2 separate regions of the Mus musculus genome follow, and region 2 is linked to region 1. The links are chromatin loops, found by intact Hi-C in ENCODE. Cell type or tissue: left cerebral cortex. All regions are shown on one strand.

Evidence for each region. Peaks named below come from ENCODE experiments on the same cell type or tissue, not always from the same donor. Only the 100,000 strongest peaks of a DNase experiment are listed, where the experiment ranks them.
Region 2: a loop joins it to region 1, with 4 times the contacts of the local background. A loop is called at or near these places in 2 of 42 quality-filtered maps.

What each region holds. Positions count from the first base shown.
Region 1 is chr14:105,486,506-105,494,505 of GRCm38, forward strand. No RefSeq gene overlaps it. Among named protein-coding and RNA genes, the nearest start is that of 4930449E01Rik, 8.3 kb to the right of the region's middle. In left cerebral cortex, a CTCF peak has its summit at 3,873; a DNase peak (open chromatin) is centred at 3,847; H3K27ac peaks cover 760 bases.
Region 2 is chr14:106,496,346-106,504,345 of GRCm38, forward strand. It overlaps Gm29871 (a long non-coding RNA gene), which reads left to right. Exons shown (of 5, transcript XR_874942.1): 3 at 4,588-4,688. Among named protein-coding and RNA genes, the nearest start is that of Gm29871, 13 kb to the left of the region's middle. In left cerebral cortex, a CTCF peak has its summit at 4,446 (motif pointing left); DNase peaks (open chromatin) are centred at 4,431 and 4,891; H3K4me3 peaks cover 904 bases; H3K27ac peaks cover 596 bases.

The sequences.
Region 1 (8,000 bases):
TTGATTAGATCTATAATGGTAAGTCCAGAGAAAGTATCTAAAGAAGCCTTCTGGTTTCTCAGGGCTTACATGGGGCTCAGATGGGCTAAGTGCATGAGTACTTAGCTATTGGGATAAAGATTTTACCTACTAGAGCTGGGCTTGAAGCTAAGTTCACAAAAACAAAACAAAACAAAACAACAAAACAAACAAAAACAAGCAAACAAAAAACTGGCCGGGATCCTGGATCCTCAAGTCCTTGTCTGAAACTTGAGTCCAGAGAAGTTGGTCCAGAGTTGAGATCTACTGGGATGAACTTGGACTCTGGGTGAGCATAAAGCTTTGATCTGGCCTGGGTAGGCCTAGCATCTGTGCCCGCAAGAAACGGGAAGAAAGGAGAGAAGGAAAGAAAAACTAAAATGTTCTAGGTAGTTCTCCAAAACATCCGCCTTAGCCTCTGAGCAAGTGCTTGCCGACCTAGCTGCTTCCACTGCATGACCAGGTCCACTCCAGTCTCCTTGAGCTCCAGTTCCCTTGTCAGCATCAGACCAGCTTCATGGAAGACAGGTATCTTGATCTGGTTTGGAAATTGGCTTATGTATACCAAACTGGTTCTTAAACCTGAACAAACGTAGGGTTGGGGTCACTGGTAAAACACTGCCTTGTATGAGAGATTGGATTTGATATACAAACAAACAAACAAAATGTCTGGTGATGGCACTGTAACTTTCCTGTGCAGGGGCTGATCCAGAGGCTATGTGCAATGCCAGCTGCAGTACCATGGGGGCTAGTCTGATATTAGGCAAGCTTTGAAGCATTGGTCCATAAGCTGGTCTGGTTCATGCATCCGGGTCTAACTGATCATGGATGGCCTCAGTGAGATGATACATTTCTACTGTCTAGTTATTTTATCCTCCATTATACTCTCCTGGTTTTGTCTTCCTGGTGGAAGCAGTGTATGAGTGTGTGTGTGTGTGTGTGTGTGTGTGTGTGTGTGTGTGTGTATACCTATACTCATTAGCTATATCAACTGACACATCAAAGGAATTTATGGTCAGATTCAGCCCAAATCACCAAAGTTTCACCAAAAACAAAAAAACAAAAACAAAAACACAGACGTACCACTCAAATTGTGAATTGAAAAAGTCAATTGCCCAATATCACTGGGAATTTGTGGTTGCTGGGTGTGAAATTACTGTGGTATTAGTACACTGTGAGTAGCAGAATTAGGACTTGAACCTATATTCTATTTCTGGAATATGTGACCTTAGCAACTTCATGATCGCTCAACTCCCAGAGAACTTATGATCCTATAGAAATTACAAAAGAAAGCTAAGGAATAAATATGTTGTAACAAGTGAAATAGTGTAAGCATAATTTGGTATATGCAAAGAATGAAGCATTTGACTCTCCTTCTGAGAGTAAGTAGAGGGCAGTGTCATGGGGGGCCATCAACAGGACTGTGGCTGGGTGAACAGGGAAGAGAACACTTTCTGGGTAGTCTATGGAAAGACTCGTTATAGTCTTTTATGCTAAGGAATGTTGTGACAAGGCCTGTGTCTGTTAAGATTGGTCTGGCAGCATTGTGGTCAGAGACTTTGAAGGTGGGGTTTAGAGGGACTGGGTCTGTAGAGGCCATTGTAAAGCTCTGAAAGTACTGGATGATGACAACGACGATGATGATGATGACGATGATGATGATGAGGAGGAGGATGATGGTGGTGGTGATGATGATGATGGTAAAGATGGAGATGATGGAACAGAAATGCTTATTTGGGGAAAGGCCCTCTAAGGAAATGGTATTTGAGTAGGCAGTGAATGGATAGATTATAAAAGTAGAAATGGGGATGATGATATTCCAGGCTAAAGATATGGCACAGATGAGAAAAAAAAATAGTTCAAGTCATTCTCACAATATATTATGTCTTAGGGGTATTTATTTTTATTATTTTTTTAATAAAAGGAACAGAGTGTGTTGAATATAATATAGTAGAAAGAATGAGTATTCAGGATTAAGTGTTTCAGAAGTTGAAAAATTTCAAAACCCGAATTTTCCTCTCATTTTTAGCAGGTATACAAAGGAGTCCGCCACCAATGGTCAGATGATGGAGGAGAATCTCGCCGGCTACCCTTTGCTCGGTGGCTGCTACCTGCAGCTTCTTACTGGAAACCATTTCCTTCTTACTGGAAACCATCTCTCAAGAATAAAGGAAAAGGATTAGGATACTATTTTCTACTAGTATAGTCTCTCTTCTAGGTAGATGAGTACCTGTGAGGTCTAGAACTCGAAATTGTAAGTATAGACAAGAAAGGACCTATGGGATGTAGAAATAAATGTTAATTAATGACTTTTGTCAGTGTGGTTTGCTACCTACCCCAATGGTTTATATTCCCAAATGAAATTGAAGACTTTATATGTTAATATGGCTTAAACAGCACAATAGCTTGGCCACTGTCAACCCTCCTTGCAGTTAATTCAGAGTTATTACTAATTTTATGGTCTATCTTGCCTGCTCTGGACCCAGATGGTCATCCCTTTGGGCCAACCTTTCCGGGCTCCTTTACAGGGCAGCTCTGCCTCTCTGTCCTGCACTCTTCTCAGGCATGGCGTCTCTCCTCTCATCCACACTCTCCCAGCATGGCGGATCTCCCCCTTCTCTTCCTGCTCCTGGTCCCAAGCCCTACCTCTCTCTGTCTTCCCCAGCTATTGGCTGTTGGCATCTTTATTTACCAGTCAGAACCAACCAGGGGAAGGTTCCCAGAAACTAAGTGCCATCGCACTTGTGTAAACAGTTTTTGTTTTGGGGGGAATATATTAGCATTCATAACACAAGCAGTTATAATGGATAATGAAACAATGGACTATTATTTTTTAGAGCAGTAAGTTAATATGAAGCTATATTGTAAAAGCCCCCAAGAGCCAGTATAGGGAGTTTAAGTTAATTTAGTATTCCTTGGGAATCACTGCTAATTTCTGAGCAGCTATGGTGGTCTATTTCTGAGCAGCTATGGTGGTCTACGAGAGAAGACCAGGACTGAAGATGCTTCAGGTTGAGGAGAAAGCAGAATGGTAGGCTTAGGACATCCTGACCTAGCAGAATTTATGGGACATAATAGATAATTGGCAATACAACTTCAAGATCTCAAGCTTTATGGAATATCTTTAGTAAAAGTTATAATTCGGGAGCTGGAGATATGGCTTGGTAGTAGAGCACTTGCCTAGCATGCCTGAGATCTTAGTCTCAACTGCTTACACACACACACACACACACACACACACACACACACACACACACACACACACATTGCAATGCTGCTGTAAAAAGGGAAGGCAACTTGACAGATGCTTGGTTCTCACATCAAACAGACAAGGGAGCTGAGATGGTTAGCACTTAGTAGAAAGCGCATGGGTAGAGTAGGAATTTGGAAACATTCATGCTGGGAGGTTTTTGATTTAGTTTTGTTTGTTTTGAGATAGGGGTTTGTTATGGAGCTGAAGCTTGAATTCAGTCCCCCTGCTCCAGCCTCTGAGAGGAAGGTGTGCACGCTTAGCAATGTGATGTTTGGTTGATACAAAAATAGATATTATGGAAGAAGGAAGGGAGAATGGAGAATAGTAAGATCCAGAAAAGATAACCCTATAATTTATCCTCTAAAAATGGATCCGTTCTGAGAATGAAAGGGATTGATATTAAAACTATGTTGAGAACAATATGTTGCAGTAAGATTCTCCCCTGTCATCTGGGAGGAGCTGACATGACAGAGAGAAAAGGCACTCTGTGGGGGTCCTCTGGAGTTAGTGTGTGACAATGCAGGAAGTCTGGAAGGAGCAGGAGGAAAGATACTAAGATAGAGCTGCGGAGGCTACAGAACTCAGTGCAGTAACCTTGGTAACCACACGGGTTTACTGAACAAGCCAACCATGCTAGGTACAGAGATTCTACTGGCTTCGATGAAGGAAGAGCCCAGTAGAACTGTTCTACATTTTGTACCCAGAGAGTATCTGTTTTATGAGAAACTAACCTTGACTCTTGTTCCACACAGTGCCACATACTTTTTCTCACATCAGAAGTCCTTTCCCTGGAGCCCTCACTAGCTCTTTCAGGATGTCTGCAAGATCACAGACTGAACCCGGCCACCTCTGTCTCATGCTTGGGCTTTACAGGTGTCTATAGAGTGGATCCTCATCATTTCTACAACTGCAAAACATGGTTAAAGCTTCCAGCATGACGGGCTATGGGATTTGGGGATAGACTGGATTTTACAGTCGGTTGTATGCCTTTAATAATTCATGTGCTGAGAGAATGAGAAGAATAAAGCAAAACAAAACTCGCTGCGTGAAATATTTTTGGAGGTTTATTTGGTGCAGTTTGAATTGAGAAGGAAGGACTACATTCTTTGTTAAATTTAATTGGTTATGAAAATACTACTCCTTGCATTGTCATGCCCTGTCCCAAAACAAACAAACAAACAAACAACAGACTTAAGGATGTTACGGTACCCAGTGACTCAAGCAGTGGCAATTTTCTGTTGGGTGGTGGTTTTAAGTTAAACTGCTTCTCAGACCTCAGTTGTCTTGACGATAATACATCATATAATGGCTGAGATGTTGAGCCCCCTTGTCCCAAATGCTTCTGAAAATCTTCTGGATATTTTCTTCAAGAGCCCTGGGTAACTCTAGATCTTGCCACAAATCCTGACTGGGTAATGACTTCTGTTTACTTAGATAAAAGCTTCAATCAGACAAATAATAATTTCGTGTCATCTCTAGTGAGTCCTGCTGGCTGAGCTCTTCCTGCTATCTATTGTCTCTCTACTAGAGCTAATTTGTACCTCTGAACGTCAAACTGAATATGGCAATCAACAGAAGGCTTGTGTATATCAAAACATACATACACTTTTACAATATTTACAAGGCATCATTGATTTGGGGACAAGAATATGATCAATTTTCTAAGTAAAACATACAAAAAAATCATTTTCTTCAAAGAAATATTCTCCAAGGTATCTAATATCGAGTCAACTCCAAAGAAACCCTCAATAGTCATTGGAATCAGTTACTATCACCCTGCTTGGTTGAAGTCTCAGACTCAATGGTGTGCTGAAGTGGGACAGACACTAAAACACAGTGATCAGAGGCCCTCAGTTTTGCAGCCAGGAGCAGCCTTAAACAAGGGAACTACGTGGAGTCCAGTTCAGCTTTGGAACCTGGGCACTGACATCAACTCCATGCCCTGTCCTCAGGTGTTCAACTCATGTGACAGGTCCCTCTTGATGAGAAAACCAGAGCACTTCAGATACCAGTAGCCTGACATAAGGGCTGACATGTAAGCCAGCCTAATGACAAAGGTTTTGTGTTCCTTCTAGAAAATTCCAGACTGCTTGTGTCTATAGGACATACTGTTGCATGCATAGGTCATTCAGAAATGGCAAAGATGTTCCTAGGGTCACATGTCTGGCTCTAACACCTGCAATTTGTGTCGGTGATAGATGGGCTTTAGTGAAAGGTGGAGACATTTATGGAAAAAAGAGAAGGTAAATTGTTCACCATGCCAACATTGACCTGGATTTTCCTTCCTTAACAGGGGGATTATAGAAATAAGGACCAGCAGCCTCTGTTGTGTGAATTGCCTTGTAGACCTATCCAGTTTCCTTCAAGACACCAGGCAACAACAGAGACCAGCTTAGGTGTCACTTTTATGGTCTAGAGTTCAGTTTTCAAACCTTGAATCATGATTAGTCAGAGTGCGCTGATGCAGCCTATAGTAAAGGGGTATTGGAAACTGGACTGGGTAGAGAACTCTGCTATGATGACTGTATTGGGTGGTTAAAGGGAAGTTTATGGTGTCTGGGTAGAAGGAATTCTATAGAAAGACTCCAAGGTTCCATTGAGTTTTCATTCTCAAATAAAGATGGCACCTTAGGTGTCCAGAAGAGGCTGCTCCACGGGTCTTCAGTCTTCCTGTCGTTTACTTAGGTCATTGTGACATGGCCATGCAGAAACTCTTCAATGTACAGTGTGTGTCCATCTTAGGCATTTGATTGTAGGAACTATGGAGGACCAAGTTCCAGTTGATTAACAAACTATATTGAAATATTTGTACCTCCATTGGGTAACTAGCATTTAGCTCTAAAATGACATTTGGATAAATTCTCCCATTTTGGGTGCCACTGGATAGGACAAGTATATTGTCATAATACCCAAGAGAGAAATCTATCAAGCTTTTTTTTCCTCTAGATTTTATGGTCCTATAAGCTTCAGGAATGGAATCTTTGATGTATGAGCTCAAGCTTGACTGCGGTTTTCCATAGTGGACTTTTAAGACATTTAAATGCCCTCGTGTGCTCAGGCTCACACCACAGAGCAGGATCCCTAAGCGTTTCTTCCTACTGTCAGGGAGGACAATAGAGAGGCCACTACATTTGATTTTTAAAATATGTAAGCCGGGCATGGTGGCGCACGCCTTTAATCCCAGCACTTGGGAGGCAGAGGCAGGTGGATTTCTGAGTTTGAGGCCAGCCTGGTCTACAGAGTGAGTTCCAGGACAGCCAGGGCTACACAGAGAAACCCTGTCTCGAAAAACCAAACCAAACCAAACCAAACCAAACCAAACCAAACCAAACCAAACCAAACCAAACAACAACAAAAAAGTTTAAAAAAAAAAAGCTTAAAATCAAAGCTATAAAACTTGAATCCACTGGAAAGGATTTGATGATGACTCAATAAATTTGTTATTTGGGAGAAATAGTAATTTTTTTCTGAGACATTCCCAGGCACACCAAAATGGACAAAGACATCATAGAAATGCTTTCTGGCTCTTTCTCACTCTGTTCTTGGCTGTGGTGGTTTGCCACAATCAGATGTCTCTGCCCCTATCCCCTCTGTTTTATTATTTAGGAATATAGGGCTCTTACTATTTCACTATATCAACATAAAATGCTTGAAGTTACTTCCAGGAGAGGGATGAGGTAAAGGACAGAGGACTGAGTAAAGTCATACCAACTCAGGCACAAGGAGAGCTTGGATCTTGAAAGCACACTTTCTGAACTCAGCTGGAAGAGTCTGTTGGGTACCAGTGGTCTTTCCAATGTTGAATTAATACCACTTGCTCTGAAACACGCTATTTAGCATCTTCACACTGCAACTCCCAAATTTGAGATCTGGAGAATAGCAAGATCCTTCTCAGGGAGATTATCAAGATTAAACGAGACAGAGGACTTATTTGAAAACATATTTACATCATGGCCTGGAGTTGGCACAGATGAAGTAAACAGAAGCTGTATTACTGTTGTAACTACCACGATGAGATAGATTATTTATCTTCTGACACTTATGGAGATCATCCAAGGTCTTGATGACATTGTGTTGAGACAAAGGCAAAAGAAATAAGAACTGAAAGGTACACATATGAAATCATATGTGTGTAAAAACATGTATAACATATATAAAGATACCATATATGATATATAGCACATCTTTACAAGTAAAATATAACATATAAATACATGTAAATATTTAAATTTATGATGTCTAACATGCAACTTAAGGCATCACATATGTTTATAATATATAAAATAATTTATATCTTCATGATATATAACATGTATGTGTGCGTGTGCATATATTCATACATATATTAACTATGAATATATGATATATTAAATATAATTTATAAATGACTATCAACTATAGATTTCTTATGCATGGCTCAGAAGTACTGATATATCAGTCATGTCCTTTGTTTTTGGCACATGGCAAAATGAACTTTGAATGTAAAATTACTGACATGAAAATACTAATACGGGGACCAGCAATATGGTTCAGTGGATAAAGGTGCTTCCTGCCAAGCCTAGTGACCCGAGTTCAATCCCTGGACGGAAGCTGTGTGATAGAAAGAGAGGAGCAACTGCTGTAAGTGGTTCTCTGACTTTTGCATGTACACTGTGGCGTGTGTTACCTTCTTCCCCTACCCACAAGATAAATAAGCAAGTGAGGCAATAATAGACTCTGGCCAGGTGTT
Region 2 (8,000 bases), 1.0 Mb after region 1:
CATAAACCAGTTGATATGAAGCCCCCCAACACATATACAATAGAGAACTTCCAGGTCTGTGTTCATTCAGAGATGATGCACCTAACCCTCAAGAGACTGGAGGCTCCAGGGAGTTTAGAGGTCAGGTGGGGATGGGGACATCCTCGTGGAGAAGGGGTGGGATGGGGAGGAGGGGTGGGATGTGGAGCAGTCAGAGGGTGGATGCGGAAGTTCCGGGAATGGAATATGGAGTGTAAAAAATGAATTACAAATAAAATTAAATTTAAAAAAAAAAAGAAAAAAAAGTGGGGGAAAGTTTACTGTAGTGTTGAACTCAGTATAGAAGAAATGGATAGAAGAATGACTAATGTATCCACAGAATGCCTTAAACCATCCTCAGACAGATGGAATGAACAAAACCTCCAACACTTGGAACATTGCAAGAACAAAACAATTTGTAACAAAGTAAAGAGTAAACACAGGCACAAAGGGATCCAATTACTACAACCCTGTCTAAAATACCCATGGGCAAGTTAGTCTTGTTCAGTTTGTCCCCGTGCTAACAACTGGTTAATCAATTCCTTTGTCAAGTCGTATTTCTATCTACATGGGGAGAACTTATGTAATTTTTCCCCACCTGCATTTTTTTTTATTTTCTATATATTTTTCCCAACCCATTTGAGAACAATTAAAGCAAAGTCTCCTACCTAAATGAATCTGAAAATAACCAAACAAGAGAACTCTCCAAGTAAAGCTTAAAATGAACTAATGAAAAAAAAAAACCTTTATTCTTGTTGAAAGCCATGAAGCCACACTGTGTAATTCCTTGCAGAAATATTTAAGTAACATCATATTTTACAGTTTAAGAAAAACATAACCAATGATTGATACTTTATGTTAAATATTTCAAAAACAAATTATATGAATGCAATAATTTTCCTCCCTTCCTTGTTTCATTGTTCCTTCCTTCCTTCCTTCCTTCCTTCCTTCCTTCCTTCCTTCCTTCCTCTTCCTTCTTTTCTTTCCTTCTTTCTCTTTCTTTCTTTCTTTCTTTCTTTCTTTCTTTCTTTCTTTCTTTCTTTCTTTCTTTCTTTCTTTCTCTCTTTCTCTTTCTTTCTCTTTCTTTCCTTCTTTCTCCAGCCCTTTCTTTTTTCTTCTTCCCTTCCTTTCTCTTCCTTCTTTCCTTCCTTCCTTCCTTCCTTCCTTCCTTCCTTCCTTCCTTCCTTTCTTCCTTTCTTTTCTTAATGGGAAGGCAGGCTGGCCTTAAACTTCTGCCCCCATTTTCTCAGCACATGCCTACTGGCACGGGCCACCTTACCTAGCTAAATATATTAATTTTCTGATACTGCACAGGAATTTGACACATTTTAGCATCTTAACAGAGAACAAATTCCTTCTTACACTTACAGAACACCATTTCTGATATCTGTATCCTTTTGTAGGGATGCTAGATTATTTCTCAGTAATTGACATAAAAGTTTACTCACAATGGATGCACCTCTAAGCTCTCTTCTGTTGTGTGTTAAATTTGTATTCTTTCAGTTTGGGGATGTCAGTTCAGCTTCTTTCTGGCTGTCAGAATCTTTCTGTTCACACAGTTTACCCCTCGTTCCTGTTTGTAGGCTGCCTCCCTTCAACGTTTGCTTTTGCAAAGCCAGCAAAGAGATAACAAACAAGTGCTCAGTTTTATACAAGGCATGACAAAATACTGAATGAATTTTGCCTTTATTTTGCTTAAAAACAACCCAGGAATCCCTCTTATTCACCACAGGCAGGACTATGTAAGAATGTAAAATTACTGGAAGATAGGTCTCAGAGCATTTCCATTAGGGATTGGAGCCCGAGTCTGTTTCGCTCCTCACAATGTTTTTCTCATGGGACATTTTTGTTCTTTCAGAATTCCCATTGTCAACCCTAGTGACAAAAGTTCATTTAAATATATATTTATATGTTTTAATATACCAATTTCCTTGCGTTGTAGGCATTTTGAGGTAGATGTTCAATTTATGATTCCTTTTCATTTCTTCAGAAAGCATATATACAAGTAACATACAGACTGAGTAGGATAAAAATAAAATAAACATATGTCAGTAATGTCTAATATATTACACAAAGAGCATATACAGTGCTATTTGTTTCCCTGACTGTTAATTTAGAGAGCTGGGTATTGGTTCATTTGTGTATACACCACTTTGTTGTGCATTTGTTTCATTGTGCAAGTAAACCCGCAGGTTACATGTTGTTGTTACACACAGCTTGAAGTGTAGTGTGTGCCCTGAAAGGAAGGTATAGACATCCTCCTTTCAAAACAGGGCTGGGAGTAGAGAAATGAAGGAAAATGCGGCCTGGTAAATTTTGCAATCTAATCGTGAAAAAACCGGGAAGTCTTCAATTTGTTTTGAAGGTGTTGTCTTGTTTAGAAAAATTAAGTCTTGTGCAATCATTCTGTGAGGCTGCATTATGGACGAGGCAGAGGGCGCGCACTGGCACGGACTCTCACTAGAACCCGTTTTCTTGGTTCCTCCCACTTTTTTTTTTTTCATGAACACCATCACACATTCGCTCCTGAGTGAGTATATCAATCTGCTTCGTGCCACTAACTTGAGGGAATTGTCAGCCTCCTTTTCTTTAATATTCCCACTGCTTCTTTCAATACAAACAGGTAACAGTTCTAGTAATGTCCTTACAAGTTTGCCATTTGATATGAATAAGATGCGCTCCGTCAATACAATCTATACCAGCATCCCTTTTACCCATTGTTTTTGTTGGTCTGTACCCGATGCAGAGTTAGTGTTCCCAGAGCGTTTCCTTTTGATAAGACTCCAAGGTCGGTCAACGGTCTGCAGAATGTTCACTATAAAATCCTGGGAACTTTCTCCATGGTGAAGATGTTGTCATATGGACATGGTCTTGTACATAGCACTTAGCTCTGCTTAGGATATTTAGCAATTGGTCTCCTTGGTGACTGGCAGCATCCCTCCAGCTCTTCTGAGCTTTGCATGGCAGTTCTGGGAACTTAAGTCTGGGCTACCCTACTTCTCTCAACCTAAAAGCACTTGAAAGGTGCTTAGGTCAGAGATAACATTGATGGTGTCAGTCTAGTATCACAGATTTAAAATTGCATATTGGAAAAAAAATCTAACCCTCAGATTTTTAATTGGGATGGATAATAATTAGCAGAATATCGACATGATTTCAGAATCGGTGAATATTCTCAAACTTATCAGGTATTCAAAATGAATATGTCTCACTGTTCTCATCCACTCTAGGGGCAGACCCCTGCATTACCACACTCGCCACCAACAGGTCACAAAAGCCATCCTCGCAAATTTATTCTTTCTTACCTGAGAGAAATACGAACAAAACTCCATAGCATTTCTTAAAATCTGCAAATGGCTTTTGCTAGGGAGTAAATGTGTCTAAGAAAATCCCCACTTTATAGGTAGGTTAAAGAACAGGGCTTGTAAGGGATGTCAGAGTGAGGAGTCAGGAGGCCCCATTCCCCCCACCAATGAGATCAACTTTATCCAAGTGCTAACCAGAACAGGCCAGTCTTTCTGTCCCTCTGTCTTTCCCTGTGTGCTGATACAGGTTCCTCCCACCAATGAGATCAACTTTATCCAAGTGCTAACCAGAACAGGCCAGTCCTTCTGTCCCTCTGTCTTTCCCTGTGTGCTGATACAGGTTTCTTTTTGTCATTTGAAAGCAGAGACCAGGCCCTTAGACTCTGCCACTATAGGCACATTACAGTCAAAACCCCTAGCTTTCAAAACTGTTAGAAGTAAAACTCTATAAAGTATGCAGGGTATGAAATGTTTATACAGTAATGCCAAGAGACAAAGCCACCTTTCGTCATAGGCTATCTGTTTTTTTCATAATGCTATAACACTTTCCATATTAAACATGACAATAAATACAGCCGTTCACAATAGTGTCCCTAAAATAGTTTAATAAAGTGCTTGGTATTTGACATCAGAAATGCTAACGAAATATTGGTCATTAACACTATCTGGGCCACGCTGAAATTTTGGTTCTTATGTTTAATGCTTGGCTGGTCTCCTTGACACTCTTGTTAAAAGATGCACCAATCTAGAATAATGTGCTCTTCACTTGAGAGCGTGAGATACAGAAAACAATCATGGAGGACCCTCCCTAATCCTAAACACAGAAACGTAGGCTGATTACACTCAACAGACAATTGCAAGAGGTACAAAACACTTGTTCCCGGCTGTGCTTAGCAGCTGTTCAGGCTTAAGGATCTCGGCCACGATACTTATTTCTGGCCTTTCAGTTACGAGTCTGCTTAGTATTACTTAAAATGCTGGTTTTGGTATCAGAAAAATTAGAATGGAATGAACGTGGAAGCAAGCCCATAATTATCCAAACAAAACCATGATTTTTACAGAGCAATCCCTCCTGTTATTTCCACTCATTTCGAAGCAGTGTTTTAACAGAAGAGAAGGGCGCCCTCTAGTGTTCTAATGAAAGATGAGCAATTACATACGCAATTCACTTCTCAACTTGAACTTGTTTATCTTAGACTCTCAATGAAGGATGCATACGCGTCAACAACTTTCCCCATGTTAACACCGAATATTTCCTTCACAGAGTAAACTGCGAAAGAGTCAGAGGAATGAAAGAAGGTCTCCTTTTCCCACCCTCCTCAGCATCCGGGCAGCTTAAACGGCACCATGATGATGACGTTTCAGGTGACTTTAGCCTTACAGGATGCCTCGTTGTAAGTTAGATGTGTTTCTATTCCCTTCTCCCCACCTCCAACTGTATCGGTCACTCTGTTTCCAGGCTCCCTTCTGCAGCCTTTACCACCACGTTAACAGGCTGGTGTGCTGATCCCAGTACCTCAAGAGCGCGATTGTGCTGTGTTTGGAGATGATGGGTCTTTATAGTTAGATAAGAAGGGTGGGGAACCTGCCATTACTCCTGAGTCCTTATGAGGCGAGGATACAGAGAATCGTGTGTGACGTCACACCATTTGCCATTTACAAGCGAAGCAGAGGCATCTACGGAGAGAGGTCCGTTCCGCTGATACCTTGATCTTGCACTTCCAGTTTCCAGATCCACAAGGAAACATTTCTGCACTTTAAGGAATCTACATGTTTTAATTTGTTGTGATAGTCCTAGCAAGCTCACCTAGAGTTCTCTTCTTGTCCTCTGCGCAGAAAGCTGATATTCTTTTTTTTTCAAAGTATTACTTCTAATTTAGTTTTGAGAAATGAGAACGGAAGTTTAAATATTAAACGGTCAAAATAGAAAATGTGTTATTTTCAGTTTAAAAACTGAATGGTAGTAATAGAAAAAGCGTTATCTTAGCTGTGTGTCGTCCTTCTCTCTCCTGAGCCTTAACTACATCATCCTCTGCCTTCCTTTCTCTACTCCAGTCTCCTTGCACACTACCTCCTAAACGGACAAAACAGACAGATGACAGAAAATACCTCACCTCACACCACATGAATTCCCAACTCTGAAAATTACAGGGGTGTTGAAGTTATAGATATGAATCATTATGTAAAGAGAGCTAGTTGCAACTAAGCTGGACTACCTACGGAGTTCAATGTGCGCTGGACAGCATAGACCAACGCTGCAGCGTGGTTGATATACTCAGGGCCACTCCACTGAAGAACGCTGATTGTCCAGTTAGGACTGATCAGTTCTGAATAACTTACTGAGGAGGGGTGCAACCACACCATCTTTTTACCCCCATGGGTTTTGGGATCTGAGCTCAGGTTTTCATGCTAATGCCACAGTTACTGACTGAACCCTCAGTCTGATTATCATGACATTTTAATGTTCATTTATCACCATCATCACCAAGTGCTGTTTAGTCTCGATTTCCTCACTGGCTTTCTAGTCACTTAAAAGACACATCCATGGTATGTATATGACAGCACTCTCAGGGGGAACACTTGCTCTGAATGTGGACAGGGAAGTCTACATGGCTAGGGAATGGACTGGAACAAAAGGGGGCTGGGGAAGCAAGGTGAACAGAGTTCGGTGACTGCAGACGCTGAACAGCCACTGGGTGCTTCTGCTGCGACACCCTCTCTGGTTACTCACCATATCTTTATGCTGTGAGGTAGAGAAAACCTTATTTCCCTATGTCTTGGTCAGGCGTTTTGTCACAGTAGTAAGAAAAGTAGCCAATGCAGTAATCAAGAGAAAATCACATTATATACTGGACTTTGTAAAATCATTTAGTGGGATATGAATCTGTAGTCATTTACATATAGTTTTTATTTTATAGAAATGTCGTACCCTCCTCTAGATATACCTGATGAGCCAAGATCACTGATGCTCTATTTACACTAGCCAAGAAGTGAAAAGAGTGCAGGCATCTGCTAACAATGAATGAACAATGGAAGTATATGTTCACATAATGGATTGTTATTCAGCAGTCATTAAAAAGAAAATTATGAAGTTCGCAGGTAACTTGCTTGAAGCTGGAAACAAGAATTTTGAGTGAGATAACCTAGACACAGAGAGACAAAGGTTACTACATGTTTTCTCTTATCTGTGGATGCCAGTATTAAATCTACAGCTATGTGTGTTTCATTTAGAATAACCACAAAAGTCAGAGAATTACTAAAGGAAGTGGGGAGAGAGAGAGAAGAGAGGGGAGATAGAGTTTACTGGTTCAAAGGGTTAAAATGCAGAATGGAAGGTCTAAGCTGGGGTGGGAGGAAGGGGGTAGGGTAGATAAGAGAGTAGGCTTAACTCCAAAGAACTTTTGAAAAAGTCATGTGGAATTCTAGTACTACAGAAGGTCCACATATATTATACACATACACTAAAAGAGTTAAAATGATCTTACCACGTAATGGAAAAAAAATGCTCCTACTAGATAACAAAGGCTCATGAATAAAATGCCCTGTGCAAGCTATGAGTTACCTTTTTTTAGAGGTGGGCCAGTTAGGTTCCATAGGCCACCCCAGAACATTACAAACTACTGCCAATACTCTTGGTTACCCTCCAGAGTTTGATGGTAAGACCCAATTACTGAAAATAGCCCATGCTTGAGTCATCAAAATCAAGGTTGGCAAAATTACACTTGTTATGGACTTGGATATTTTGTCCCTATTGGCCTCTTTCCACAGTGCTGGAAAGTGCTATGTAAGCTACTGGAGAAGAACAAGAACCATCCATTATATCTGCTTCTTAACCCTCTGATGTACAGTAATGACTAGTCTGCAAAAACATGCCTCCTGGTGCAATAGTGGTGTGAGCACCACTGGAAAAATCATGTTATAACGTAGATTGTATGTAAGTTCCACTCTACAGGATGAAACACGTATTTAGCACCTTTACAAGGCTAAGAACTTATGGCTAGACAGACACTTGGTCCTAGGGAGAGCATGTTCCTATGATGCTGCTAACTGAAAGTACTATTAAACTGATTCCCAATGACATTATTATTGTTACAGCCATTGATCAATGCATCTCCTGTCCCTTATCGGAGAAGCTTCTAACTGCATTAGATTTTGATTAACTCACATTAGGCAGAGGTGCAAAAATTAAGACATTACAGGCTACTACTCCCTAATAGGAATGCAGGAATGCATGTTAACTGAAATGACTTCTTTCAAGTCTCAAGGATAACTGCAGAGAGGGAGCTGGGGGGAGTGTAAAAGGAGCCCGTGAATGAATACACAGAAATGACATCTTCCCGCCACAGCAGGGCAGTTGAACACGTAAGTTCACAGCAGTTGTATCAGCATATACACAACCTGGAAAACCCCAAGCCTGGCCATCTCCAAGCAGAGACCAAGCAGCTAGGCACACTCTCCCACACCAGGGCACGGAGTCATTGGCAATAACCAGAAGCTCCGAGAAAGGGAGAGAACGTTCTCAATGTGGAACTGCTGGTAAGCGAATCACCCTTCAGGAGAAGACCATACACATCAGAGAACACTTGAGTGGCACAGAGTTATTTTTAAAGAATAATTAAAAAAAATACTGTAACAATTTTGGGCAAGTAAGAAGGAAGTTGAACTGTGGAAGGATGG